2 separate regions of the Homo sapiens genome follow, and region 1 is linked to region 2. A link is an interaction called in ENCODE POLR2A ChIA-PET data of the cell type or tissue named here. Cell type or tissue: A673. All regions are shown on one strand. Each heading gives the region's core, and the rest is flanking DNA. Links, peaks and the distances in the headings are about the cores only. Region 1 holds the start of FNIP2 (folliculin interacting protein 2). Region 2 has its middle 320 kb from the start of LINC02233.

The links. Peaks named below come from ENCODE experiments on the same cell type or tissue, not always from the same donor. Only the 100,000 strongest peaks of a DNase experiment are listed, where the experiment ranks them.
Region 1: POLR2A ChIA-PET joins it to region 2 with 15 read pairs; 2 of 35 experiments call an interaction of 5 or more read pairs at or near these places.

What each region holds. Positions count from the first base shown.
Region 1 is chr4:158,762,137-158,777,657 of GRCh38, reverse strand. FNIP2 (folliculin interacting protein 2) reads right to left here and starts at 8,632. Exons shown (of 17, transcript NM_020840.3): 1 at 8,339-8,632. The coding sequence starts at 8,445. RefSeq lists an enhancer at 7,987-8,724 and a silencer at 8,682-8,891. In A673, for the core only: no CTCF peak of the experiment used is centred there; no DNase peak of the experiment used is centred there; H3K4me3 peaks cover 121 bases; H3K27me3 peaks cover 721 bases.
Region 2 is chr4:159,452,545-159,468,065 of GRCh38, reverse strand. No RefSeq gene overlaps it. Among named protein-coding and RNA genes, the nearest start is that of LINC02233, 320 kb to the left of the region's middle. In A673, for the core only: no CTCF peak of the experiment used is centred there; no DNase peak of the experiment used is centred there.

The DNA of each region.
Region 1 (15,521 bases), core at 5,303-7,802, 690 kb after region 2:
AGGGCAGGGCCAGTAGTTCCGGCCGCCCCCTTCTGCCCTAGCAACTAACTTACTCAATGTACCATTCTAAAGCAAACAGTCATTGCCTGATATGCTTGGAGAAAATGTTTACTCATGGCTCACCTCCTCACACAGGGTAGGCCACCATTAATGATATGTTAGTCTGGCACATTCTTTTTAAAGAACATGTCAGATTCGCAAATCCATTTCTAAATTAGTTTCTCAAATGGAAAAATCATACATGGAAAGCAGAGATGATTCCATCTTTTTTCTAAAGTGCTTACTTCATTTAACATGCAAATATAGTCTTCGCAGGGTTCAGAATATCAATATTGTTTTCACAATTAAGTGTACTATTATCTTAAATTTGAGAGAACCAATTTGCTCATTTCATTCCATAATGTATTTCAGTTTTACCAAGCCATACAAGAATTCAAATGAATCTGAAAAGTATATAGAGAAGAGTTCTACATCATCAACCCACAGCTAACAATTTCATAGCTTCATAAATATTTAAATCATTTTTCAGTAGGTCATTTCTGACAGCTGTGGGATTTCATAACTGGATCTCTGATATATTACTTAGGCAAGTGTCTTCTTAAAGGTTTTTTTAGGGAGGTGGGGGTGCAGGTCAATCAACTGTTAGAGCACTTTTACCCTATCATTTTGATACCAGGAAAATAATTCACTAATATTGACAAAAAGGAGGAAATTTCTTTGAGTTGTCTGTAACAAGATTCATTTTCTAAAATGTCACAACGCATGCTAGAAACATCAAGAAATATTTCAAGAGATCAGATTCTGGAATACTAGAGACTCTTTAAGGATCATCAGTGTTCAAAACTCTTGAATTCATTCATTCATTCAACAGGTATTTATTAAACGCCAACTTCCTGCCAAGCACTGCATTAAAAGCAGAGACACAATGGCAAGGCTAGGATTTAGACGAACTCTCACAGCCATGCTGTAACTATCACATGTACGTTTTCTTGTTTCATTTACAGTTATTTCAAATGTATGCTTTAAAAGACTTTGTGGCATTGAATTTAAAAGGTATTTTTGTAACTATCTTTAAATCATATTTTATAAAAGAACTTGAGTAAATGAGGATAGCTAATGAAGAAATGAATGATAACATACTTTTCCCCCCATAACCCCAAAGGTTTTGACTATAAGACAAAAAATGTCCAATTTTCCAGGCATATCAGAGAGAGAGTTGGCAGTCTGAAGTATTTATAAGGTGTTAAAGCCAGAATCAATTGAACTGGTGAATTTGCTGCTGCTTCCTAACACATCCTAAATCAACACCTGTTTCATCTCTTGAGGAATGTGCAGGTTAACGTCTAACTTGTCTTCAACTTGTGAAGAAAGAGTTGCTATGACAACATGCAACTATCCTTACTGGGAATCAGGCTGAGGTCCCCACCAGATATGTAGGTTCTTAATTAGCCCCCCTCAGCTTTTGGGATGAATTCCTACTGCCTCAGTGTTCATTCTCACTTAGACACCCTGCATGAATTGGTTGTCATTTTCAATTAGACATCAGCACATAACCAAACACCAATCATTTATTTAAAGATATATATCAAATACAGAAATCTCTTATTTATGATTAAAAAGTCTTAGGTGTGGTAATAAAATCATCTTCATAAACCAATATATAAATCTCTTATAGCACTATGATGGACACAAATTCTAAAGTATAATCTACAAATTAAACAAGTTTACAGGGACAAATAACTAGAAAAATAATTCCTAGAAATGAAGGCACACAGTTCAGGAGACAGAAATATGATAATCGGGGATCCAAACTCATGCTAATACTAAAATCTTATATAACAGAAAGAGTACTCTGCTATACAACATTTATCCACAACATTATAGTATTAATGGCTACATTTTATTGCACTTAATATATTGTATTATTCTGGCACAAACAGAAAGTGCAATAAGGAAAAAAAAATATGTAGCATGATGCATGAGAAGGCACATTGTCCTTTTCAGAAGTCCATTATAAAGGCAGCTGGACAGATTCTGGCTGAACACAAGTGGGGTGCCAGCCCATCTCCTTCCATCCCCATCCCACCCTCCCATTCAAGCACTGGTTACAAAAGTGTCTGTGTGGCCATGAGTAGTGAGTCATGGATGTTCCATTTACAGATGGGGTGGGGTTGAGGGAAATCACTGTTACATGCCCAGTTAGCTGGAAAAGTCCATCCTGTTTTTCCTTTTTTTACATAATAATCATTTTTCATAAATCTGAGATAAAGAATGCTTGGTAAGTAGGAACTCACCAAATATTTCAGCACTCTTACATCCAAAGGAAAGACTTACTTTTACAGCCAAGTATATGATCTCATAGTCCAGGCCTAACAATTCACACTAAGCAAGGGGCTTGTACAATCAGTACAAAACATTTGTTCCTTTTCACCCACACCAAGAAAAACAGTGGCTGGAGAAATAAAGCACATTACCAGTTCCCAAATCAGATTCACACACCAGGAGTTCATGCTGGCAGCCAAAGTATTTCATGACGGCAAGGACAATCTTTTACAGCTTCCTTTTCCAAGGAAACACAACGGCAAAGTAGCTTCCTTAGGCTGACCTTACAGGCAAACCACGAGAAACACAACCTAAAGCAACAACAAAAACCAATGCTCTTTTTGGAGCTATATACTCCATGCATTAAAAGACCACATGCCTCCGTCCATCTCTTAGTACCACCTACTAAATCAAATAATAATGCATAATACAACAAATTCAAATTTCAGGACTTAAAATTATAACTACATGTTTTAGCTTTTAAAACATCTAATCCAGGCCTCTTATCCACATTCCCTCAAAATCCAAAGGGCTGTGTCAGTCTTTTCTAAACATATTTCAAATAAAGCTTGAGCTGCATGCAGCTCCTAACTGTACTCTGAGCCCCCAGGAAGACTACACTGGGCTCTGAAGCTCAGGTGAAGTAGCGACCCTGTCAAACTAGTAAACATTTTGCACATACATATCTCCTATCATTATTGACACTGCCAATTAACTTAGCCTCTGAGGTTTATAATGAGTTTAGATTTTAAATACATTAAACCTCATAACAAACATATTACTTTTAATAATAGGAGCTAACAGTTATTTTGATGAAGAAGAAAGATTCTATGAAATTTATTCAAATCAGATTTCTCCATAAACATTATCCTTACTCTATTCCCTCACAGTGTAGAATATGCTAAATGCTATTTAAGTTATCTTAAATAGTTAAATAATCTAATAGTTAAATAATCTAGAATATTTAGGTTTAAAATAATCCAAATCACAAAAGTAACACAAATTCATTAGAGCAAAATCCAAAAATACCAACAAGAATAAAACACAAAAAATTAAAATAAAATTTTCACCTACCTCTTGGCAACCACTGTTATAATATGTTGGTGTAGAGTGTTGCTGGCCTATTCTGCACATGCATAATCGCTCCTATTTTTAAATGTTTTTCACATAAATTTATAACTTGCTTTTACTTTTTAAAATTTATATAAATTTATGGGGTATAAGTGTAATTTTGTTACATGCATAGATTGCACAGTGGTGAAGTCAGGCTATTAGAGTTGCTTTTACTTCTTCTATTGAGAACATTTTTCTTTTGTTTTGTGTGTCTGTGTATAAAATTATGATTTGGATGCTATAGAATGTCATCCATTGTGTGACTATATCATTTTGCTTAACCAATTTCCTTTTTTGGCTAAATGCAATTTTATTCTTAATAATAAAAACTTGCAAATAACTTTGAAAAAACAAACACACCATATTTCTAAGAATCTTTCTGACACCCCGTCACCTCTACCAGGTTTGAGTGAGTGTCCGCTGAACATCTTTAAGACCCCTCTGAAAACTTAAGGTCTCTGTTTCATGAATGACTACATCAAGGTTAAAAAACTAATATGCAAGTGAAAACAGTTCAATTCAGCACTGTCTCAACTCTCATCTACAGAAAGAAAACAGCCTCTGAAAAATGGTTCCATTTTCGTAAAGCCTCAACAGGAATAATACTGAACTCCATGACCTAAAAAAAGATGCTTAGTAATACTTAAAATCAGTTTGTATTGCATGTTATTCTTTTCAAAAGATTTTCAAGCTCATTACTTCCTTACCACAACTTTGTTACATAGGTCTGATGCTGTCACTTTACAAATGACAAAGCTGAGGATCAGAGAAATGGAGTCTTGTTGGGTCTCCCATCAACATGGTACATGAGGCAGGGCTAAATCAATGGCTTCCTCAATCTGTGTTCCAAGTGCTCTTAATAGAACTCACTGCATTCAAAGGAAGGGTTCCCTTCTTCACCTCTGAAAAAATCACTAACCAGTGCATAGTATCTTTCAGGACAAGGAGATATGATGTAAGGAGTGTGCCAATAGATCCAAGGCAGCAAGCAAGAAAAATCTACAGAAAGACTTTCTTTTAGAAAGTAGTCAAAAGAAATCAAAACTGCTATTTATATGTCATGTTTTATATTATTGGCATTAAAAATGTTGAGTGTACTAGAACAAAACTGTTTTTTTCCAAAATATTATCCACCCTACCTCAGAACAAATCTCATTAGAAATACTTGCATCTGGAGACTTATTAGTGGGAGCGGAGGAAGCACTTCTGTGTAATTTCCCTCCATGTGAGGGAAGAGTAAATCACAATCCGGCCCTTAGTCACTCCAAGCACAAGAACAGCAAGTAAGTTCTTAATTCTGTGCTTATATAAAAATCTACTCTTTATCAGTGTTTATCTGTTTGTTATAGTTTCCAATGTGTTGTCTGCTCTTTATTCATCTTAGTGTATAATCTGTTGTCCTTTAGATTGTAAACTCCAGTAGGTGAGACCGTGGGTGTCCTGCCTGGATTTATACAGGTAGAGCGCCAAGCCACAAGCACAGAGGCATCAGATGCTATGTGATAAGTGGATTAAATTATACTTATACTAACTCTATAACAGATTAAATTTGTTCTAACAAAACAGTGGGGATCAGCACTTACTAGGCCATTTGGCCTTAGGTATACTCTTCTCTGGCATTCACACAGCTAGCTAACAAGCAGCTGCAATGCCTTCACTTGTTCTTCATATCCCAGATAATATATATGCTTCCCTACTTCATTTAACTGCTCCAAAATAAAAGAACATCTGGTAGCCCAAGGTCTTTTCACCTCCCTGCTAAATACACATTTTAGGGGTTTGAAACTGCTCCATTAATTTACAAAAGACATGGAGAAAAAAACAACAACAACAAGAACAACCTTAAGATAATGCTTCAAACGTGAACCACACATGTAAGTCACTGGACATAGCGTGGCTTGAAAACATCCTGGCCTTAAATCCAAGGTAACCAAGAACATAATTCTATTTCTGACTTGAGTCACTGTACACATCATTTTTTTTGTCCTAATTTATTTTTCTGGTACGAAGCATTATTCAAATGTAAATGCCATAATCATATAGCATTCCTGACTACTTCTCCCAAACATGTAAGTTTGGTCAATCGTGATTCCTTTTGTTTTCCTAGCAACCTGTTTCCTCAAAGCTATGAAAAGGGCTTTCTGTCAAGATCCTAAAGGAAATACTCCAGAAGAAATCTTGACTATGATGATCCTGTTTTTAGATGAAATGCCAGGAAACATGAAGTCCTGAAAATGACCTGTGAGATAAACTAGTTATATTGGACAACAGATTTCCTCTCTAATCAAGTGTGTAAAAACTGGAGGAATGAGAACAGTCATAAGCCCAGCGAAGGGACTAGGAAGTGCACAAGAGTAAAAAGACTAACAACAAGGGCAAAACAATTCTGAGAAGAGAAGTTTAAAATAACCAGTGAAAGTCCATCATGGAAACAGAAGATATACAAACTCTAAAACAAACAAACAAAAAGTTGGATCTTAGATTCTCCCCCATATACACTACAAAACTGCCCCAAAAGTCTACCTGAATCCTCAGTGAATTTTCAATCTCCAGATAAACAAGTTACATCCTGTACTTAAATGCACTAAAGAATACAAATTCATGTTAGGAATACTCGATTTTTAATCTAAGGGTTTTAGCTTCACTTCTAAAACTCTATTTAACTACAAGGTAGTTCCCAAGGGCAGCTAATGCCCTGCAATAAGGCACCTTGTTCCCCTCAAAGTACATACCAACTCCTATTTGGCAAAATCTGGGTAAAATGAAACACAGGTTCACAATTTTTTAGGTAGAGAGAAAAATTTTCCTGGAAGCTTTTCCCAGGCCAGCTACACAGCATCTTAGAATTAAGCCAGGTGAAAAGAGCAAAAGGAAAGACTTGCTTGGGGTCTCCTTTGTCAGTCTGGTGAGCACAGGATGGTTTGTTCCCATCGTCCAGCATCCTTGCTCACATCTGCTACTTTACTTTCTTTTCCATGGTGACCTCTATCAGGGACACTATTGAAGGGGGCCCTCATCAAGTAGGATGTTCAACTGGGATCCCCAAATTCTCCAAAAACATCGATCTCAAATTCTTGTAGAAAATCCCAATGAGGTCAAAAAAAAGACCGTACTTGGCACGATTTTCTGTTCTTCATTATACACAAATGAGAAGTCAGAACACTACTGAAAATGTTCCCATGAAGTGGGAATCAATTTCCCTAATATGGCCCAAAACCCTAAATATAGCCATATTTTTTTTGTTCAAATACACTCAGTTAAACTTGTGGATAGCGGAAATGGTGGTAGGCAATTAGGCAAGGAGCACAGAAAACAATGACAAGTAACCGCCACTATCTCCTCCTGCATTCAAATGGCTTTAAATGTCCTTGGCAAGAGCTGTCAAAGTACAGACACCTGTAACATGCTCCTTCCGCTCCAGGCTTTGTACCCCTGATGGAGTCTGGGTTACAGGGAGGGAAGGGACGAAATTACACACCTTAGGTCCGAAGTAATTCTACCATTCTGAGAAGGTACATGGCATCACTAATACTCAGCCTAACAAAAGGCATAGAATTCCCACTCAAATTATAAGGCTTGTTAGCCTAAAGAAAACATGAGAATTTAACTTGGGGAGTTTAAGGTCCTCACAATATGCCTTCCATGAGCGCGCGTGCACACACACACACACGTTTAATTTTCACATGACCACAGTGAGAGACTGTTTTAAATGATGGAATTCAAGAAAAGCAAAATCTAGAACATAAAACTTAATCCAGAATTTATTTCAAAGTTTCACTTGAAACTTTTAAAGGTTTATTATACTGGGTCTAGATCTGTTTAACAGTGAACTGTTTTTGCAAGACATTTTGGCCAAAAAGCACCTAGCATAGTGTCAGAATTGGGAGTTGGTGCTCAATTTTAAAATGTGTTGAAAAATTGTTAAATAAACTTCTCAACATACCTGTGCTCAAAGGCAATATAGGACATTTTAAGGCGTCTTTTAAAAGTTAGCCCTTGAAATCAGAATAGCATAGGGATTTTAAAGACTGGAATCTGTGGTCAAACTGCTTGGGTCAAAACACAGGCTCTACCACTGACAGCTGGATTTTGGGCAAGCCGCCTAAGTTATCTGTGACTTTAAGTTTCCTCACCTGTAAAATGGGAATTATAATAGCACCCACCTCACCGCATTGTCAGAAAAGTAAACGACAGAAATCAACATAAAGCATTTTAGGTAGTAAGCTCTCCATAAATGCTATCAATATTCAAAGGTATGTGTTCGAGAGATCAAATCTATTAAATATACATATCAGCTTTGATCAATTGAAATCTCGGAAATTTCATAATTGCATCTTACTCCCCCTTTCCACACATCATGCGGCATCAACCTTCCACATGATGTGGAAATTACATACTTTCATTCATCCGTTTGAGAGCTTGTCATATATGGCAAGAAAGAAGAAAGATGCCTTTTTCGTGACTGTTGCTCCTTCAGAACTTCAAAACACTGTCACGTACACAATAGGTTGGAGCTGCCCTCAAAATGACAGCTCACAGCTTTGCTGGGCCCGCAGAGGTGCCCAGGCGGCTCTGCCCGGAAGGGGTTCACCCCAATAACCGGAGAATCTCCGGTCGCCACAGCCAAGCACAGCGCACGCCCGGGAACCCCAAGGAACACAAGAGAACTCTGAAATGGGGAAGGACCCTGAGTTGTGGAGAAAGAGCGGGAGGAAGGGTCACGGAGGGTCCGGAGCCACACTCGGATCAGGCGCGTCCACGCTGACAAGCCCGGGACCAGGTGCCGGCGATAGGCAGCGCCGTCCTGGACAGTCCCTTCCCTTTCCCCTACCCGTCCCCTCCCCGGCGAGCACCGAAGCCAACTCGGGTCCCGCGCCAGAATTGCCCCCCGGCGCCCCCTCACCTAAAGGCGGGTCCTTCCTTAGGAGCCCTGCCCTGGGCAGACGCCGCCGCGGAGCTGCCGCTGCTGCCCCTTTTGTTGAAGAGCTTCTGGAGCAGGGTCGGGGCCATGATGCCGCCGCCGCAGCTCCGGCCGTGGCGCTCGGGGGGCCGGCGGCTCAGCGCGCAGCCGGGGGCGGCGGCCGCGGTGGCGGGGCCATCGCGGCGGCGCGGCCGCCCAGCCTTGCGGGAGCGCGGGGCCGCTGCGACTGAGTAACTCTGCTCGGCGCCGGAGCCGCCGGCTGCCGGTCATATGACTGAGCCGGCCCGCCACCGCCTCGCGCGCTGACAGTTATCTCCTGCGGGAGGAGCCCGCAGCCCCACGGCGGCGGCGGCGGCGCGGGAGGAGCGCGGCGGCCCCGGCGGCGGCCATTGGCCCGGCGGCCGCCCGCCCCGGGCTCACGTAACCCCGGCGGGAGGCGGGAGGTGGGAGGTGCGGCCAGGAGCGGGCGGGCGGCCCAGTACTCCGGGCACGCGGGGGACGCGGACGGGGGCAGGCGCGGCACTTAAAGGGGCCCGAGGGGCGAGGGCGGCCGCCGGGGCGCAGCTCCGCGAGTGGCGTGGGGTTCCCACGGAGCCTGGGTTCTTTCGCACAGCGAGCATGCAGCTAGGCCGATCTTTGTTCTTTAGAGACAAAGCCCCTGAACTTGGGTCCTCGCTTTGTTCAGGTACAAGAGCCCGTTCACAGAAGGCGTATGCTAGGGGGGAAGGCTTGGTACGCGCGGTGGCCGCTTCGGTGGGCTGTGATTTGAATCACATAGCACCCAAGGTTTTGTCAGGTTTCCTCCATGTCCAAATTCGATTCCTCCAGGCTTTCACAAAATTTAAACTGTTTATCCAAATCATTTGTTCTGTTTGGCGTCTTGGGCCACCATACCATGGTTATATAAGAAGTTGCATTTGAAATATTAAGTCCCCCCTTTAAAACATACACACACACACACACACACACACACACACACACACACAGAACTCACTACATAGATTTAGAAACTTAAGATATTTTATAGCAAGGGATTGTTTTTCCTAATACATATTTAACAGTCAATCAAGGCATATCAGCAGCAGATATTTGGTTTGAGGAAGGGAGGAGTTCATGTGTTTGAGTCCGCTTTCCTGCCCTGTCCCACCCCAGTCCCCTTTGGAATTTAATCCTTGGTGGTGCAGGGCTCTAAACAGCCAGTGTAGGACACGTTACCAGACTCAAAGCAACTTCTTAATCTATGTTTTAGAGCGTTGGGCTTCACGAATTTTTCCGATGATGGGAAATAGAGATAAAGTTAGTAAGACCCCAACCATGCCTCTTCTAGCTTCTCCATGAGTAGTGAACAGTGACTCACCTGGGCTCTCTTACACTTGTTGAGAGGAGGACTCTTGGAGACTCAAAAAGGAAAATATATTTCCAAAAACATAAGTAATCAAAAGAACCTATTCTGGGCCTATTTTACTTTGCATTTTCTTTTTTTAATTGTGTTAGTTTCTGGACTTGGTTGGGAACTAGCTGTGAATAATGTGCTGAAATTTCACAAAGGTAAGAGAAAGGTGGTAGAAATGGAAACTTAGTCATTTGTTTCCTTCGGACTTTTACTGTTAAAATGGTGGATTAAGTGTTTATCCTGATGAGCAATCATCCTTTTGCACAATTGAGTGTACACAGAACCCTAATTTGCAACTTTGCTATTTCTGTTTGCTGAAGGCCTTTACCTCATAGGGCTGCCAGTGTTGGTCAGGATGCTATATAGAAGGTATTGGCTTTATACGTTGTGACTTTCAGATACAGTCCCAGGTCATACTGTGGCCAGCAACTCACCACCTTTCCTTACTCCATCCTTGGTCAGAAAATGTCCTTTATTCTCCAGACTAAAATCTGCATGTTCCTCATGAGCCTAGCAGCTTTTGTAACTGCATATAGAAGAGGAATTTGACATATTGTGCCTCATTCCTCACTTCCTAGGACTCTTTCAGTTCCAACCCAGTCCAAATAGACAAGATCATCCAAAAGAGGCAATTAAAAAATCATAACCTGCTCTAGCCATCATCTTCAATTTTGGTTTTGACTAGGCAACTATAAAGGAAGAGTGTGTATTTTAAACTATTAAAGCCAGGACTTCAGTTAAAGGAGACAAAAGGAACCAAAATGCTTCCCTTCTCCCCTCTTTCTCCCTGTGCTTCCTCTCAGCATCACATTCTTCCTCATCCTGGTTCTGGCCACACCTCCTCCTTTGGATTTTTAAAGTATACAAAAATCCTAGCCAAAAAAGTTCTGGGAGACAGCTCTAGCCAGCTCTCCCAGTCTTCTTGTTTTTTATTTTTATTTTATTTTATTGGCTACTCAAGGCCGCTACAAAAATCCAATCTTTTGCCCATCATCCATTGGTCATTGCCTGGTCCCTGAGGCTTGTCATAATCTCAGTCTCCAACACTGGTCACGTGGCCCATCGCCCAGTTCCATACATCTCCTTTATTCACCTCTTCCCACTCACCCTATCTTGGAAAATATACCAGCTGGCTGTTCTTGTACGCAGCTGTCAAGAGGAGCAGGGAATAAGACAATATCCTGAATGCTTGGAGATGACAGAACAACACTAAAATGGGAAAGGGGAAGTTGTAAAGGGCTGACTTACTTAGTCCGGTCCATTCTGAGTCCTGGTGACAGTTCTCAATTAGTGGATATTATGTAAGTTGTTTTAGTTCTGCTTCTGCAATTAGACTGTCATTGATACCGTTTGTAGCCTATGTAATACCTGTTACCCTTATTCCTAACAGGAGGCAAGAGAGAAAGGAGCTGGAGGAAAAGGAGTAATTCTGGAAAAAGTTTCCTCACTCTTAATAGAAAGAGAGAGAGAGAGAGATAGGTGGGTTTTTTTCTTCCTTTGGATGTTATATGTCTAGGTCTAATGCCATCTTGCTACAAGCCTAAAGATGAAACCAGGACTGGAGATGGCAAAGAGACATAGAAGCGAGCTGGGTCCTTGATGGCATTATTGAGCCACAATCCCTCTGCCCTAACCTGACACTCTCCATTAGGTGAGATAATATTTCTATTTTCTTATAGACCAGTCTATAAGAGGCTGAGGCAGGTTCGTGTTTTCTGTCCTCTTTATTGCTTGTTATGTGAGACACATAATGCCAATCTGTTTATCTCTCAATATGCCAGAGAAAATACTTGTCACCAATGGTCCTGTTCTGTTTTTTCATACTGTTAAGTGATTTTGCAAATTATTTACAGAGCTAAGACTAAAGGAATAGTGAAAAATAATTCTTTAAAAAATTTTTAATTTCAGTACAGCAAACCCGTTTTTTATTCTATATTTTCCTGCATTTGAAGGATTATTTACCCTAAATGGACAGTGTTCTTTGAACGTAACTGACTACTTATCAATTAGCATATATGAACCAGGAACACAATCATCTTATAAATATTGATTCCAGGCTTCAAATACATTTTTTTTTTTTTGAGACAGAGTCTCACTCTGTCACCCAGGCTGGAGTACAGTGGCGCAGTCTTGCCTCACTGTAACCTCCGCCTCCTGGGTGCAAGCAATTCTCATGCCTAACCATCCAGAGTAGCTGGGACTACAGATACCCACCACCACGCCCGGCTAATTTTTTGTATTTTTAGTAGAGACAGAGTTTCACCATGTTGGCCAGGCTGGTCTTGAACTCCTGACCTCAAGTGATCCACCTGCCTCAGCTTCCCAAAGTGCTGAGATTACAGGTGTGAGCCACCACACCCAGAATCAAATACATCTCTAACGATTCTAACTTATCATTACCTTTGTGCTGCTTGCACTTGAATAAACAAAAAGCAGTGCTTTTGAAAACTTTGATGGCTCATCATTTTGTTGAAGAGACAGTAGTTATTTTCTTTGTTTCTTAGTTGCAAAATATTTTCATTTTTAGATTTATAAACACCAAGTAGAATTAGCAATCCAATGAATTTTTTCATCTCTTCCTTATAGATTTCCTTCCCTTCACCTTTGTATATATACATCTGCCTTTATCATTTGTTATCTTATAAACTATATGAAGTATATTGGATGCACAACACCATGAAAGATGACAAGATATCACACTTTTTTAGGATGGCTCAGGTTCTTGTTGCAAAGTATTGAATAAGGAAGTAATTCCTATTAAATGTCAAACTGGATGAGAATACCCTATTTCCTTTTTATCCTTAGGTATATGTTGTTGAATTGTCAGTTCTTGAGTTTGAGAAAATGTATCTAGGATATCATTATCTAAAGACTCATAATCTGAGATTTCACTTACATGTTTCAGGCCAGCCACGATGGCTCACACCGATAAATCCCAGCACTTTGGGAGGCCTAGGTGAGAGGATTGCTTGAGCCCAGGAGTTTAAGACCAGTCTGGGCAACAGCATGAGACCCTCTCTCCACAAAAAGTAAAAAAAAAAATAGCTGGGCATGGTGGTATATACCCGTAGTCCTACCTACTTAAGAGGCTGAGGCAGGAGAATCACTTGAACCCAGGAGTTCGAGGAAGCAGTGAGCTATGATCACACCACTGTACTCCAGTCTGGGCAACAGAGCAAGATCCTGTCTCTAAAATAAAATTAAATAAATAAAATTTCACCATCATCTTTAAAGTATAGAGTCCTCTGTCTTTTTGCATTAGACATCTGCTTTTTCTAATTATTAGAAATATTTTCATCAATTTTCTTCTCTTTGCCGTTATGGGAAAAAATGAAAAATTCTGAATATTTATCAACGAAAGCTTTAAAAAAAACAACAAATACTATTAAAATAATATCTCCAGATTTTTTTTCTACCCTCTTAAAAGATGATACAGTGTTTTGGGCATTACAATAAGATAAAGGAAGAATCATCTAATAGCGATGATTTATTTCACTTTTGTCCCCAGTGCTTCTGTTATAGCACCCACCTTAACTATTTTTGTCTTGTCTTGTACAGTTGGGAATTGCTGAAAAATGTTGAAATAATCCCTAGGATAGTGATATAGCAAAATTTCTGGAGCTAGAGGAAATCAGAATCACCAAGATCCTGTTAAGTTATGAAAGGGTCCAGTGGACCCTATGTGGGACTTGCAAGATAGAGTTTTATTATATTTTTTAAAGGGAAATTTACATTTTTGGAAAAAGTGAGAGTCTAAGAAAGAATAAAAATAATGAAATAACCATCCTTATAAGCAGTTAGAACCAGCCAGGCACAGTGGTTCACACCTGTAATCCCAGCACTCTGGGAGGCCGAGGTGGGAGGATTCCTTGAGCCCAGGAGTTAAAGACCAGCCTGGGCAGCATAGTGAGACTGTGTCTCTACAGAAAGTTAAAAAGAAATTAGGCGTGGTGGCATGCGCCTTTAGTCCCAGCTACTAGGGGAGCTAAAGTGGGAGAATCACTTGAGCCTGGGAAGTTGAGGCTTCAGTGAGCCTTGATCGCGCCACTGCACTCCAGTCTGGGTCACAGAGTGAGACCCTGTTTAAAAACAAACAACAGCAACAACAACAAATAAAAAGCAGAAGCTCTCAGGGAAGAAAACCTCAAAATCTAACATTGAATCTAATGAATCCTATAAATTGATTCTTCCGGTATTTGCAGAGCTCCATCCACCTGACAATCTTACAGTGGCAATCAGTGACCTCCATGGTGCTGAAATCAAGCGACATTTTTCTCTTCTCTGCAATCAATTCAACTGACCATTTCTCCTTTTGGAAACTTTCATCTTTCAGTATTGCAGACCTCTTCTAGTTTTAACTAAACTTGTTGGCTACTCAGTCTCCACTAGTGGGTCTTCCTTTCCCATCCTTTATTTATTTAGAGACAGGATATCACTTTGTTGCCCAGGCTGGAGTGCAGTGGCACAAACACAGCTCACTGCAGCCTTGACCTACTAAGTTCAAGCATTCCTCCTGCCTCAGCCTCCTGAGTAGCTGGGACCACCGGCACTCACCACACCCAGCTAATTTTTTAATGTTTTTTTTTAGAGATGATATCTCACTATTAGCCCAGGCTGGTCTAGAACTGCTAGGCTCAAGCAATCCTCCTGCCTCGGCCTCCCAAAGTGCTGGGATATTGCAGGCATGAGCCACTGTACCCAGCCTCTCTTATCCTTTAAAGTATGAAATTCCTCGGGCTTCTCTTGTCTCACTTCTATTCTTCTCATTTGTATTCTTAAGCTCCCTAGATAAACTCATCCATCCCTGTGACTTTAAATGCCGTCTATCTGTCGATGACACCTAATTTTTACCTTTGGTCCTGACCTCTCTTCAGAATTTTACAACCAGCTACCTACTTAATATCTCCACTGGGATATCTTAAAAGCATCACACACTGAACTCTTTATCTTTGCTTGTTCCAAATCCTGCTTCCTTTGCCATCTTCCCTATCCCAGTAAATGGCACCTTCCTTCTACACATTTGTTTAAACTGAAACTTAGGAAGCATCCTTAATCCTTCTATTTATCTCATCATCCAAAATATTTCTCATCCATTTATTTCTCTATTCATTGCCATCACCCTAGTCCAAGCCCCGTTTATCTCTTGGACTTTGGCAGTAGTAATTGGTTACTTTCTTGCCCAACTCCTATCTACTCTAGTGCAGCTGCTGTAGGGATCACTTATAAGTGTAACTTTTTTTCATGTCCCTTCTTCGATTAAAAGTTTTTAGTGGTTTCTCATCACGCTTAGTAAAATCCAAAATTCTTAGCATTGCCAAGAGAGGTTTGGGTCCCTGCCTTCCTCGCTAAATTCATCTCACATCACCCACCCCCAACCTCACCCTTGGTGTCTTCTAGCCACATTGGTGTGCTTTCATTTCTTCAACCAAGCCTCCTCTGTCAGGAGTGCTCCCACCCCCATCCCACAGTTCTGCCTGGTTAACTCCTATGTGTTTGTTGTTGTTGTTGTTGTTGTTGTTGTTGTTGTTGTTGAGACAGGGTCTCACTCTGTCACCCAGGCTGGAGGGCAGTAGTGTGATCTTGGCCTACTGCAACCTCTGCTTCCTGGTGATCCTCCCACCTCATCCTCCTGAGTAGCTGGGACTACAGGCACACACTATCGCGCCTGGCTAATTTTTTTTGTATTTGTAGTGACGGGGTTTTGCCTTGTTGCCCAGGCTGGTCTCAAACTCCTGAGCTCAAGCAATCCACTGGCCTCAGACTCCCAAAGTG
Region 2 (15,521 bases), core at 7,616-10,115:
AAGATCCATCATATAGAATAAAGCTACGGGTGAGGAATCTGCTACCGCATAACTTTGAGAGAGGCTGAGGAAGAGTAATTCTAAAGCAGTGAAAGTGACTCTGGAAGAAATTAAAAGAAACCTTAAACACTCATGAAGAAGTAAAATCAGTAATAGGATGACATCCCCCAGAAAATTGTCAAGTTCCCCTAGTCTGGGCAGAATCAGCCCAGAGTTCCACGATACAGAATCATGACAAAGGGGTACAAGACTGCAAGACCCACACGGTGTCTCAGAAGACAGCCACAACTGGCAGGGCATGGTGGCTCACGTGTGTAATCCCAGCACTTTGGGAGGCAACGACTGGCAGTTCACCTGAGGTCAGGAGTTTGAGACCAGCCTGGCCAACATGCAGAAACCCTGTCTCTACTAAAAATATAAAAATGAGCCGGGCGTGGTGGTGCATGCCTGTAATCCCAGCTACTCAGGAGGCTGAGGAAGGAGAATCGCTTGAACCTGGGAGATGGAGGTTGCAGTGAGCCGAGATTGCGCCACTGCACTCCCGCCTGGACGACAGAACGAGATTCTGTCTCAAAAAAACAAAACAAAAAAAAGAACACACTCAAGACTGCAGCCTTAACAAATAAGAGGTTTGTCTTTTGTCAGCAGAGAAAAGACATAGCAATTTAGCAAGTGCAGTTCTGGTTTTTCTAAGACTCAGCACTTGCCACAAGCAAGAGTGAGCCTAGGGTAGAAAAGAGAGAGAGCTATTGATTCCTGAGAAGAGTATTCAGTGTGTGTGTTGGGTAGGTATGGAGGTTGGTGAGGGGAGATGAAATTCACATCTGCCCTGGAGGATAAAGTTAGTTTGATACATGTTATATGGTATATTCTCTTAATTAGCCTTCTTAATTAAACTTTATGGCAAAAACACTTGTCTTTTATTTCAGATATCCCCAGGAGTGCTGGAAAAGGGAAATGTACCACCAGGAATTATTCCATAAAAGTAACTACCTGAAGGAACTCATGAAGTAAATGTACTGATTCAGGTGTTACATATACTATTAGTCACGTTTGAAAAATCTTGGTATAAACAAAATATTTTTATCCTCTGTGGTTAGTGTCAGCTCTGAAGAAGTCATTTCAGTGCTGAAGTAACAAATGTAGGTGCTACAACAGTGGAAAGAGTGGCAGACTGAGAATATCAATTCTGGATCTAATTCTACTTCTGCTACAACCTAACTACAGGACAGTGGCCAATCATTACCCATATTCAATTCCTCTATCAGAAAAGGAAATGCATAGATCAGTGGTTCTCAAAGTATGATACCAAAACCAGCAATATCAGCATCACTTGGAAACCTATTAGAAATGCTAATTAGAGGCCAGGCACGGTGGCTCATGTCTGTAATCCCAGCACTCTGAAAGGCCGAGGCGGGTGGATTACTTGAGCTCAGGAGTTTGAGACCAACCTGGCCAACATGGCAAAACCCCATCTCTACTAAAAATACAAAAAATTAGCCAGGGGCACCTGTAGTCCCAGCTACTTGGGAGCCTGAGGCAGGAGAATCACCTGAACCCAGGAGACAGAGGTTGCAGTTAGTTGAGATCATGCCACTGCACTCCAGCCTGGGTGATAGAGTGAGACTATCTCAAGGAAAGGAAAGGGAAAGGGGAGGGAAAAGAAAGAAAGGAAGGAAGGAAAGAAGGAAAGAAAGAAAGCAAGGAAGGAAAAAGGGAAGGGAAGGGAAGGGGAAAGGGAAAGGGAAAAGGAAGGGGGAAAGGAAGGAAGGTGGCCAGGCGCGGTGGCTCACGCCTGTAATCTCAGCACTTTGGGAGGCTGAGGTGGGCAGATCACGAGGTCAGGAGATCGAGACCATCCTGGCTAACACGGTGAAACCCTGTCTCTACTAAAAATACAAAAAATTAGCTGGGCGCAGTGGCAGGCGCCTGTAGTCCCAGCTACTCGGGAGGCTGAGGCAGGAGAATGGTGTGAACCTGGGAGGTGGAGCCTGCAGTGAGCCGAGATCACACCACTGCACTCCAGCCTGGGTGACAGAGCAAGACTCCGTCTCAAAAAAAAGAAAAGGAAGGAAGGGAAGGAGGGAGGGAGGGAGGGAGGGAGGAAGGAAGGAAGGAAGGAAGGAAGGAAGGAAGGAAGGAAGGAAGGAAGGAAGGAAGGAAGGAAGGAAAGAAGGATTAGATAAATTAGAGAGTAAGGCCAGCAAGATGGCAGAATAGGAGGTCACCTGCTTGTATCCCTTCAGGACAAGAATTCTGCATCCATCCATAGACAAAAGTTTCTTTGTGGGAGCCTTGGGGTTCAGATAGGAGGCTGTGGAACCCCACTGAAGCCTAAGACCTGGGAGGGTGTTTTGAGAACGCAAACTCACACTCAGGTGGCAGACCTGCTGGTTATGCTCCCGGGTTCAAGCCCAGAAACCCCTGTTACCCAAAGTGTTTGGCTGTAGCCCCACCTGGCCTTCAGCTTTACCAAAACCATCTGCCAAGGAGTCTGTGAACAATCCCATGTTAGTATCTTGGCAGAGAGGCTCATCTGCTCACTGACATTGATCTTGGCAATGGACCTGAAAGTTGCCCTGTGGTTCAGCTTCTAGCCCTTCTCAGCTGTAGTCCCAGATTAGTACTGCTCACACAAGAACCTAGAGGAAGACTTGCCCATATGTCACAGCCTGGGAGTTACTCACCTGACTGAGACTCCCTGACAGGCTTGCCAGCCTCCATCCCACAGCAGATCCTGAAGGGGACCAGTCTCAGTTTTGCCCCCTCTTGCTGCAGTCAAGGGACTATCCCACCTAGGCAGGGAACTGCTGGTAGATGTGAGCCTGTCTGAGCCACTGAGGAAGGGTCACCATCTTCCATCCCACAGCAGATTCTGAAGGAGCCAAGTCTCAGCTTGAACCCCTCTTGCAGGCTGAAGATTGTCCTACCTGTTCAGGGAACTGCTGGCAGTGCACCTATCTGGGCCTTCGGGACAGTCGGGAGTTTCCAAGCTTGGCCAGCTTTCCCACACAGCCTAGGTACCCTACTTGGGTCTTCCACAAGTCTTCTGGACTGGGTCACCACTCCAACCTTGAAGCCCTTGTGAGACTCACAGCAAACCTGGTCTTCTGGTGCTCACTAAGGCTGAAATAGCTGTAGCAGTAATGAGCTTAGGGAACACAAATCAGCCTGCTTAGAACTTCTGGGCAGGCCTACTGAAGAAGGACAGGCACAAACAAAGCCAGACTGTGAAGACTGGAATAAATACTAATTATTCAATGCATAGACATCAGCACATGTCAACGAGAATCAAAAATAAGCAGGAAAATATGACCTTACCAAAGGGGAAAAATAAGGTAACAATGACTAACCCTAAAGGAATGGAGGTGTGTGATCTGTCAGACAAGAAAATTAAAATAGCTATATTTAAGGAAACTCAATGAACTATAAGGAAACACAGAGAAACAACTTAGAAATTTATCAGAGAAATTTAACAAAGATTGAAGTAATAAAAATCAAAATCAAACAGAAATCTCAGAGTTGAAAAATGCAACAAATGAAATGAAAAATGCAATAGAAAGCATCAGTAGAAGACTTGATCAAGCAGAAGAAAGACTCTATGAACTAGAAGTAAAACTTCTCAAGCTCCATCCAAAACCTACTGAGTCAAAAACTCTAGGGATACAGTCTAGCAACCTGTGTTTTAACAAGCCCTCCAAGTGATTCTGATACATGCTGAAATTTGAGAACCACTGAATGACATTATCTCTAACTCCCCTGACAGCTTTAAAATTCTACAGCATTATAATTATTATCATCATCATCAGTAATAGATATCAAGAGCTTTCTGTATCCCTCTCTGCTGTTCAAGGCACTTTCTATATAATAATCCATTTAGTTGTCACAATACCCTTAGATGTAAACTCTATTGTTATGACATCTTGGTTAACAAGGAAACTGAGACATGAAAGGGTCATGTAGCTGTAGTGGAAATGCACCACCAAATTCTCCTTCAAGAAATGACTTGTTCTTCCAGCTCTTTCCTTGGCTGCAGAGAACCACCTTGCTCAAGGGTATAGCCTTTCCAGGGAAGCCTTTATCAAGTAATAAGGCTTGATGTGAAGCTTTATTACTTGATAAAGTAATGAATCACAAAAGGGTTTAAAGGCCTAAACCATGGGACAGATCTGACAGGTGCATAAGCTCCAGAGTTCTCCATAGGATTGGCCAAGGCTTTGTCAGGCCTACATCACAGTTCAGTTTCACTCTCTTTACAATCTTGCTTCCTTCTCCTTCCTTTTATTTGTATTTATCCCTAACTATCCTGCACCAAACTACTCAGTGTCTGCTTCTGGAAAATCCATTTTACAACAGTAGCTGACTAAAAGTTAGAGGTCAGTAATTGGTAGAGCCAAGGTTCAAACCCTGGCAGATAGACTCTATACCTTAGGCTCTTAACTATTTATTACATTGTTCTAGATCCTATCATTTGTCCCCCACTTGGACTTGGAAATTAATGACACAAGCATTTGAACATGAGATCTTAGAAATAATTTAATTTTACAAATGAGAAAACTAAAGCTAGAAGAGATTTCCCCAGGTCGCCCCTGGTTTGTAAGCAAGCACTGACTTGGTCTGAGACGCTCTGACCCCTAGTGTTCTACTGTGTCAGTACTTCCCACCTTAAGGAAAACAGTCACATAGCAATGAGATAAGGTTTCTGAGGTAAATTATAATTTTACTGGGGAACACTTGACACAAAGCCCAGCTTCAAACAATCTATTTCTAAATCTAGAAAGAGCAATAATTGGTACTATGTTTAGCAGAGAGGCTATGGAGCAGATGAAAAAGGAAAGCAAAAATTTTCATCATAAAAATTAAACAAGCACTTCCCAAAGAACATAAGGGCCTTTCCAAATCCTTGCAACACTTTTATTATGAAAGGTCAGAAATAACAGCTTCACAAAGTTTCCTGAAAGGTGGTAAACCTAGACTCCACCTCCCTGACATGATTAGAAAGACTATGCCCCCACTCCTTCCAGCAAACCTTCAGATTGGCTAAGGACACAGGTTTCTGAGTCCAGAAGGCTATGGTCCAAATCCCAGCTGTGCTCAGACATATTGTATTACCTTAGAAAGTTCATTTCTCTGCTCCACTGTTTTCTCATTTGAGGACTAAGGACATTAATAATACCCATTTATAGGAATCCATAATGATTGAAAGCAATATTGCTCAGAGCCTGACACATGGTAAGTACTGAATAAATGTTAGAAGCTACCCTGGCACATGCTATTGCAATTATTATTATTAATAAGTATGGTCATTTGCTTGAATCACATACCTCAGGTAGTATGGGAAGGAATATAACAAGCATCAGTGACTCTTTAGGCTGACTAAAGTGACTAGGTGACCTTTTGACCAAGAGGACATGATGGTGGTTCATTGTAAGCTATGAAGTTCCAGGGATTGTTTTGATAGGAATCCATCAGAATGACAGAAGGCAGTGGACCAGCTATGGAGAAATCCACCCAGTCAGATAACAGCCTCACAACCAATCTCTTAAGCACCACAAGCCAGTTTTCCAGGAGCACTAGAACTCTACACCTGAGATTCACCATATTATCATAGCAAATCCATAGAAGTGTCACTGCTTGCCAGGAAAAATCACTGTTGAATTCATTTTCCAAGTTCTAACAGAAGATCAAGATCAAGGCTGGGAATTATGAGGCTTCCCATGTGCTCTATTGGAAGAAAACCTTATAAGGCCAAATGAACCACCCTTTGGCCCAACTAATTGCTCTTTTTCCTCCTTTCTACTGTCATAGATAATAGAGTAATTTTTCTATGAAAAAGATGGACATTACCATTATTTCTAGAATTCTAATAATAATAATAGCTATTATTACACAGCACTTACTACACGCCAGGCCAGTCCCAAGCATCTTACAATCCCGTCATTTAATTTAGATAACAATTCCATGAGAAGAGTTTTGTTGTCCTCTTGTACAAAGAAATGGAGTGTCCAACATCGCTCACCTAGCAAATGTGAGGCCAGGACCCAAACCCAGTCTCTCACCATGTACACATGCTCTTATTCTCCTTGCTAGCTTGTCTACCTAATGATGTATCTGACTCCTTCAGTACTTAGGTTAAAGATGAGTAGCTTTGGTTCTCCTTGTTACTCCATGACAGATAGTGCAGGGAAATAGTGTAAACAAGGTTACCCAGTCTATCCTGCTGATTTTGGCTGTTGAGAGATGATTCTCAGTAAGGAGAATGAGGGAAAAGCATGTTCCTGAGGCCCATAGGGGTGTGCATCAGAATCTGCATCTATTCTAGCTCTCATCTTGGGTTGCAACCAAGAAAAATTAATTCTGGGTAGTCGAAGGCAAAAAAAAAAAAAAAAAGGTAGTCAGAAAGATATCTGGCAACTTTCAGAATTAACAAGAAGACTGGCCAGGCATGGTGGCTCATGCCTGTAATCACAGCACTTTGGGAGGCCAAGGCGGGTGAATCACCTGAGGTCAGGAGTTCGAGACCAGCCTGGCCAACATGGTGAAATCCCATCTCTACTAAAAATACAAAAAAATTAGCTGGTCATGGTGGTGGGTGCTTGAAATCCCAGCTACTTGGGAGGCTGAGGCAGGAGAATTGCTTGAACCAGGGAGGCGGAGGTTACAGTGAGCTGAGATAGTGCCACTGCACTCCAGCCTGGATAACAGAGGGAAACTCTGTCTCAAAAAAAATTGGTAATAATAAAATAATAATAACATTAACATTAACAAGAAGACTGAGAACTAGGCTCCAGTTTGGTAGGAACCATGGTGTCCCCAGAATTAAGGAAGCAAGCATAATATAATTTTATCATAGCCTGGGCAGACAGCAGCATTGGGATAAATAAATTCCACCTGGTTTTACACTCTTATCTTCTGTCCAAGATTAAGCTCAGGAGCATCTAATGTGCCCAGCTTGGGTCATATCCCTGCCCCTTTGTTATGGGAGGACAGGCACTTGATTATAAACCCACCTTTTCGAGTCCCATGGGACAAATGTAATTTCCTGGAGTGCTAGTGGAAAGGGAAAGAGATGCTGGAGAATAAAAAAACAAAAAACTCATGTCAATTATTGCCTGAAAATCCTAGCATGGCTTATACACGTAATATGGATGCAATGAGGAAATCAGAAACTATCTAGAAAGGAGAAAGATATCAACAGCCACAAGATTCATTTCATTTCAAAATGGGGCTTAGCCTCATAGAGACTCTCAGTGGAATCCATGACAGAAACAGTAACTCTAAGAAAAACATTCTGGAGATTCTGGTACTGGATAAATATCTAATTGTGATGACTACCACAATTTAGGGACTTGAATGAAGTCACAATTTCCAGAAGACAGAGAGGAGTTATTGATCCCAGTGAAAAACTATGACTCACATGCTTCAGAGAAAAGATGCTATTCTCAGGACTTGGCTCTCAAGAGGAGAGTTATGGACTGGAGGACTGGCTATGGGAGCTAGTGCTATATAAGAATATAGGTTTGGATTTCATCCAAGAGGACTGGAGGCCTCTGAACACTGTTCAGAGGAAACAAAATAAACACAAGATTCTTGAAAAGTAAAGAAAACTAATGTCACCCAGGCAGCCAATTTCCAAAAAGGACTGATCTTGCAGTTAAAGGAAGGAGAAGTGCAATGCCGAACTGAAAGAAAAATGTCAAGAAGAGTCAGGGCAAACACTTTGAATCAAAGTGTCATCTTCAAAGTAGGGCATTTCTGAAAGAATATACTATACTCACAGATCAGTCTTGTAAAAGCCTTGGACAGTATGATTCTTGGGACAAAATGTTAGGTAAGATCCTGACGTTATTTTCAATAACACATGAAGCAAAAAGACCAAAGTATGTATTTAAAGTAAATAGCCACCCCCCAAAAAAGACTCCTTAGGGGGGACAGAGACCAAAAATGTAATGACCAGGATAAGTCTTTTAGTGTATTGATGCTTAATATTAGACGCTCACTGGAATTACTAGAGATTCTAATTAAACTGGCCTGGGGTACAGTCTGGGCACTGGGATTTTTTAAAGCTCCCCAAGTGACTCTAATATTCAGTGAAGATTAAGAATTACTGCTTCAGGATAAAATCGAGTATCATTACACAGCAAAGAGTTGCTTATGGGAGAAAGCTCCTATGTGTTAAATTTGCAAAAACACTTAAGTATTTTATTTTATAAGGTGGGTTACTTGATAGATTTAATAGCACACAAGAGATTTGTTCCAATAGTGATAAGATACAAAAATAAAGGCACATTTCTATTAGGTTGGTGCAAAAGTAATTGCAGCTTTGCCATTAAAAGTAATGGCAATTACTTTTGCACCAACCTAATATTATAAAGTAGGTGAGTGGGGACACGAACTTCACTCACTTCTCTTTCTACCTCCCATTCCAAAGCCAGCCTTGATCAGATTACAACCATTAAAGCTACCATGGGCTAGCCTGAGAATGACACAAATATTTGAGGGTATTCACTCCCTCCTAATAATAAAAACTGATAATTGTGTAGAACTTACACCTCACACAGGATTTCCAAGACATTTTCACATTTGCTATTCATAGGTGAAACTCAGTGAGATTGTTGTAAATAGGCATTACTTTACAGAATTGGAGAGGTTTAGTAACTTGTCCTATGCTTCTGGTGAGGGTCTTGGGAAGCTTCCAATCATAGCGGAGGCAAAATGGGAACAGGCACGTCACATAGCAAGAGCAGGGGCAAGAGAGCAAGGGGGAGGTGCCACCCACTTTCAAAACAACCAAAGCTTGTGTGAACTCAGAGCAAGAACTCACTCATCACCAAGGGGGTGGCACTAAGCCATTCATGAGGGATCCACCCCTGTGATCCATACACCTCCCACCAGCCCCACAGCCAACACTGGGAATCACATTGCAACATGAGACTTGGAGGGGACAAACATCAAAACCATATCACAAGGCTAGAGCAAAGAGTGTAGTAAAGGGAATAAAATAAGAGAAAAGTCATAAAGGCAGATCATAAAAAACTGAGCATGCATGGCTGAAGCCTCCAGTAAGGAAATGACATGGCCACAACTCTGCTTTAAGAAGTTTATAATGACTGGACCTCTTTGGGTATGGAACCCTTTATTTATTAAAAGAAAGAAGTAAGGCAACTGGGAAGTTCATCCAGGCTCCCACTTTGCAATCGTATGATTTAATATGGTTGCCCATGAGGAAACCATTGTATGTTCCTCAGTAGAGAAACAATAGAATGAAAGGGATGGTTTTAAAAGATGGGCCTGTCAGCAAGTATCTATTGCAGGAATTACTGTATTGATAACACTCTCAGCACAATGCCTTCTATCCCAATGTCGTATTTTAGATTCCTAGGAAAGCCTTTGATATACACCAACCATGAAGCATACATCATTGACTGAGGACAGGCAGTATGTTTCTCTTTTAGAAAGCATAATGGGTCAGGCGCAGTGGCTCACACCTGTAATCCCAGCACTTTGGGAGGCCGAGGCGGGCGGATCACAAGGTCAGGAGATCGAGACCAGCCTGACCAACGTGGTGAAACACCATCTCTACTAAAAATACAAAAAATTAGCCGGGTGTAGTGACACACACCTGTAGTCCCAGCTACACAGGAGGCTGAGGCAGGAGAATCGCTTGAACCCAGGAAGCAGAGGTTGCAGTGAGCTGAGATCACGTCATTGCACTCCAGCCTGGGCAACAGAGTGAGACTCTGTCTCAAGAAAAAAAAGAAAAAAAGAAAAAAAAAAGAAGAAATTGATATAATTGCAGAATGGTTTCAGATGAGAATTTTAAATGGGGCACTTGAAGTGGTGAAATATGTAACTAACACACGTATGAACTGTTCGACACTCATGGATGCAGCTACTCTTCATTTATTCAACATATTATTGACCACTGCAATGCTCCAGGTATAGTACTAGGTGAGGAATACAGCAGGAAGCCACGCTGACATGGGCTTTTCCTCTGTGGAGCTTACAATCAATAAACATGCAGATTCAAACAGCCAGTAGCACTATCAGGAAAAATACCGAAGATGCTGAGCCATTCTGGCCTATGGGCCTGATCTAGATTGGGGTGTAAGAAGAATTGATGAGTCTTCTGTGAGAGAGATGTTGAAGGTGAGAGCTGAAGGATGAGAAGTTAGGTAGGTCAGAAATAAGGAAAATACCTGAGGTAAGGGGAGGGATCATTTTGTTTTTCTGTAAGAGTATTGTGAAGACTAAAAGACCACTTTTAGGTGAAGGGTAGCGGCAGATCATGGTTGAATGGGAAAGGTGACACGTTGTCCAGTTGCCCCAATTTCTGCAGAAGGGTCAGTAGAGAGGACAAGGTCTCTGATCCATCAACATCACCAACACACTTGGCTCCAGGTGTTCACATCCCATGCTCATCTCCTAGATCTGATGGTCTTCATTGCCTCTTGTTTTACTTCTTCCCTCCAATATTAACAGGAAACGTACCTGGACCTTGGAATATTGCTTTTGTTTATTTTTTCTCTCTGTTTATTCTTTTTTCCTTTTTTATTTTTATTTTTTATTTTTTTGAGATGGAGTCTCACTCTGTCACCCAGGCTGGAGTACAGTGGCGCCCTCGCTCAATGCAACCTCCACCTCCCGGGTTCAAGCAATTCTCCTGCCTCAGCCTACCAAATAGCTGGGACTACAGGCGTGTGCCACCACACCTGGCTAATATGTATTTTTCAGTAGAGACGGGGTTTCACCATATTGGCCAGGCTGGTCTCGAACTCCTGACCTCATGATCCGCCCGCCTCAGCCCTCCCAAAGTGCTGGGATTACAGGCGTGAGCCACCATGCCCGGCCTGTTTATTTCTTTTCTTAAATGTCATTTTGCAAATGATTAAAAAAGAAAAATTGCCAAAAGAAAAATTACCCAAAATATTTTTACATCAGTTGCTTAAATATGACATAATGTAGACACTGGAAGCCTCCCTCTTTCACAGCCCTCTCTCTGATATTCATTCCTGTTTCCACAAACTTCTTATTCCAGTTAACTCATTGGGCATTTCCTTCTCAATTTTTCCTGTTTTCTCAAACTTGACTTGTTTTTATAAACAACTTTTCACATCACATATCAAATGTCAAAATTCCATATATATATATATATATTCCCAAGATATATATAATATTACTCATTTTCAGGAGAAGAGAAAAAGTCACCGCAATTGAAGGAAAAAAATGTTCTGCTGTCAACCCAGTGCTTTCCTCTCAAGGGCTCTAGAATGAATAAAAACTCTCAACAGATTCTGAAGTGACAGAGGAAGACCCACAGAAGCAAACAGCAAGATAACTGGCAAGCAGCAAGGGAGACCAGCAATCGGACATCTGGAACAGATTGGTTTCTTCTGGGATAAACTTTGCTTAGTATACATTTTTAAATATTTATAGCATAAATCATATTCAGAATATTAGAGCTTCAGTTTTAAAATGTAACGAGCTATATTGTGGTACTTGGGAAAAGAAAGATAAATTAAAAATATCTTAGTGAAATAAATAGCTGTGTATTTGCTTTGCTTCATTAAAAAAAAGCTAACTCACCTGGAAAACAGTTAAGGCAAGTGCAATAAATAATATATAATAATGTATAAGCACTGGAAATAGAAATGATGATCAACATAGTTGATAGGAACTTCGCTCAGAGAAGCAAGAAATAGGAAACTAAAAAATAATTTCACCATGTAAAAGAACAATATGCAAATATTGATGGACATTTATTGTCTACAATGACAGGAAAAATGAGGCCAAAGAACAGGCTTAAATATCATTAGAAAAAAATTAGGTTAAGGACTCAAGCAAAGTAAATTGATTATTGTCAAATTCATTTTAATACAAATAAGCATATAAATGCACAATGTCTTATATCCTTTCTCAAATATTTCTCCAAAGTACCCTCCTCTTAAATATCCATTTTCCAAAATGAAACTAAACTCCACTGCAGCCCACGCCCCCACCCAGAGTCTCCCTGGTTATTACAGTAACCAAGCAAAGCCAGTTTTAAATTGTTTCGTTCATAAGGGAGATGGAACCCCTTCAATGGTTTTTATAATATATTTAGCACTTTACTTTGAAAACTGGTCTTTGAATGAAAAGTCTAGATGACAAACAACACAGGGACAAAGGTAAAGTCTTTCTGTTCATCACTTCAATTAAAAACAAGGACATGTTAAAACAAGGAAGGAAGTAATCTGTGGTTGCAGGAGCTACCAGTAGAGGGAGAGTGTGAGCCATAGGAATGAGAAAAGCTGGGGGGCGGGGGGAGGGGGGGAGACATAATTACTAAAGGAGCAATTGGAAAGAGAAATAATGTTTACCTTATTTATATATGTTTGAGATACAAATATTTTATTTTTAAATCAACATGTAATAGATACAAATAAAGTAGAAAGAATGAAAGGAAACACCGATATATCCTCACCTAGCTTAAGAAGTAAGACATGACCAACAGCACAGCATAAACCTCCTGGGTGTCCTTTCCAACACATCAGCCTTCCTCCACCTCACAGATAAACACCAACATCAGTATTTCTCATCTCCATGCCTTTTTAATACTTTTTATTATAAAGGTATAAATGCCTTTAAAATGTTATTGTTTTGCATGAGTGGTGGTGTTGCCACTGCTGCTGTTGAGACGGGGTCTCACTCTGTCACCCAGGCTGGAGTGCAGTGGAGCAATCTCGGCTCACTGCAACCTCTGCCTCCCAGGTTCAAGCGATTCTCCTGCCTCAGCCTCCCAAATAGCTGGGATTACAGGCGCCCACCACACTGGCTTATTTTATTTTATTTTATTTTATTTTATTTACCAGAGACGGGCTTTCGCCACGTTGGCCAAGCTGGCCTCAAACTCCTGACCTCAAGTGATCCGCCCGCCTCGGCCTCCCAGAGTGCTGAGATTACAGGTGTAAGCTACCGTGCCCGGCCTGTTTTGCTTGTTTTGTTTTTGTTGTTGTTGTTGTTTTGAGACAGTTTCACTTTGTCGCCCAGGCTGGAGTGCAGTGGAGCAATCTCAGCTCACTGCAAGCTCCGCCTCCCAGGTTCACGCCATTCTCCTGCCTCAGCCTCCCGAGTAGCTGGACTACAGGCGCCCACCACCATGCCCGGCTAATTTTTTGTATTTTTAGTAGAGACGGGGTTTCACCGTGTTAGCCAGGATGGTCTCGATCTCCTGACCTTGTGATCCGCCCGACTCGGCCTTCCAAAGTGCTGGGATTACAGGCGTGAGCAACTATGCCCGGCTCTGTTTTGCAAGTTTTTAAACTTCATATGGTATCATACTGAACGTATTCCTCTGTACCTTGTTGTGTCTTTTTTGTGAAATTTATTCATATTGATACAGGTAGTTTTAGTTAATTCTTTTTCGATGAATTTATAGCATTCCTTTAATTCCATACTGTATGGACTAAAATTATACTACACCTGTAATTATTTGTATCCAGAATAAAGTGCTTCTAAATTTTTCAATAAGAAAAAGATTTTTTTTGACCCCAATAGAAAGATGGCAGCAAGTACACTTGAAATGATATTTAGGATATTACCATTTTATTCCTAGTGCAAATAATGCCACAAAAAACAATCCTAAACATCCCATTAGATGTTTAGAGAAACATGTAAGGGTTTCGCTAGGATATATACTTAGGAGTGATCGATGATGCTAATGTGAACTCCCACAGCAGAATAGAAGAGATACTGTTCCACAAGCTCACAATACTTGATATTCTCAGATTTTTTTTTCTTTTAAGATGGGGTCTCACTACATTGCCCAGGCTAGTCTCCAACTCCTGTGCTCAAGCCATCCTCCTGCCTCAGCACCCCCAAAAAGATGGGATTACAGACTCATGCCACTGAACCTGGCTCTCAGATGTTTTTAATTTTTGCCAGTATAATGGGTGTGAAATGGTTTTTCATTTTGGCTTTCATTCTCATTTTCATCACTACTAGTAAAGTTAAGAATAATGCCATATCAGGCCTGGTGCAGTGGCTCATGCCTGTAATCCCAGCACTTTGGGAGGCTGAGGCAGGCAGATCACAAGGTCAGGAGTTCAAGACCAGCCTGGCCAACATGGCGAAAACCCATCTCTACTAAAAATACAAAAATTAGCCAGGGGTGGTGGTGGACACCTGTAATCCCAGCTACTCAGGAGACTGAGGCAGGAGAATCACTTGAACCTAGGAGACAGAGGCTGCAGTGAGTGGAGATCATGCCATTTCACTCCAGCCTGGCGACAGAGAGACACTCCATCTCAAAAAAAAAAAAAAAAGAATAATGCCATATCATGCAAATTATTTTATAACAAACCAGCACATGTACTCTTGAAACTATAAGTTTTTAAAAAAGAATAATGGTTTATGTTTATTAGCTATTCATGATTTCCCTTCAGCTCCTGACACTTGCTGTCAATTCTGAGTGCAGATAGTTATAGAGACCCTGGAAGGTTGAAGAAGAGGCAGGAAGGGGTGGAGGGCAGGGATTTCAAAGAGTGGGGAGATATATGAGAGACCTATACATCCCTGTGATGGAACATCAAATAAACTGGCACCTCAATTCCCAGATTTAGACTGTTTCATCTCAGAGTTCTTTGCCCCCATTCCAGTACAGTAATGGCTACAACCTAGACCTTACTCACCAGGAACAGCTCATTCTTCAGAAATAATACAAGTGGAATTTCTCACCCTCCAAACAGCCTTCAGTCCTTCCAACTTATGTCCACATACTAATTCCCCTTGTCAGTACCTTCTATACAGCAATTCTACCACTTTCTGTCAGCAACTTCGTCTTTAGTTTTTACCTTACCATTATAGATTTTATGATCCATCACTTAAACAACCCAAATAGCCATTCTCCTTCCTTCACTCCAACCTACCAAAATCCAAATTCTCTGCCTTTTCCAAGCTATCCTCAAGTAAGATCATTCACATAGGAACATTGGTACCACCGCCGGACGCAGTGGCTCACACCTGTAATCCCAGCACTTTGGGAGGCCGAGGTGAGCAGATCACCTGAGGTCAGGAGTTCGACACCAGCCTGACCAACATGGAGAAACTCCATCTCTACTAAAAATACAAAATTAGCCGGGTGTGGTGGTGCATGCCTATAATCCCACCTACTCAGGGGGCTGAGGCAGGAGAATTGCTTGAAACCGGAGGGCGGAGGTTGCAGTGAGCCGAGATCATGCCATTACACTCCAGCCTGGGCAACAAGAACGAAACTCCACCTCAAAAAAAAAAAAAAGAATATTGGTGCCGCCATAAACTCATGGTATCCCATTAATGGTCAACTATCATTCTTATGCACTCATACTTCATGTGTTTTTACTCAGTGCCTACTATGTGGCGCTTACATCATTATGTCCTTAGCCAACACTCCTGCACATCCTCCTCAAAACTATTACCAATTTTCTCCACTTTCTTCAGACTGCTGTCTCCCACAACCTCAGCAGATGTGATGGGCCGCTGCTTCATAGAACTAGAAGCCCCTA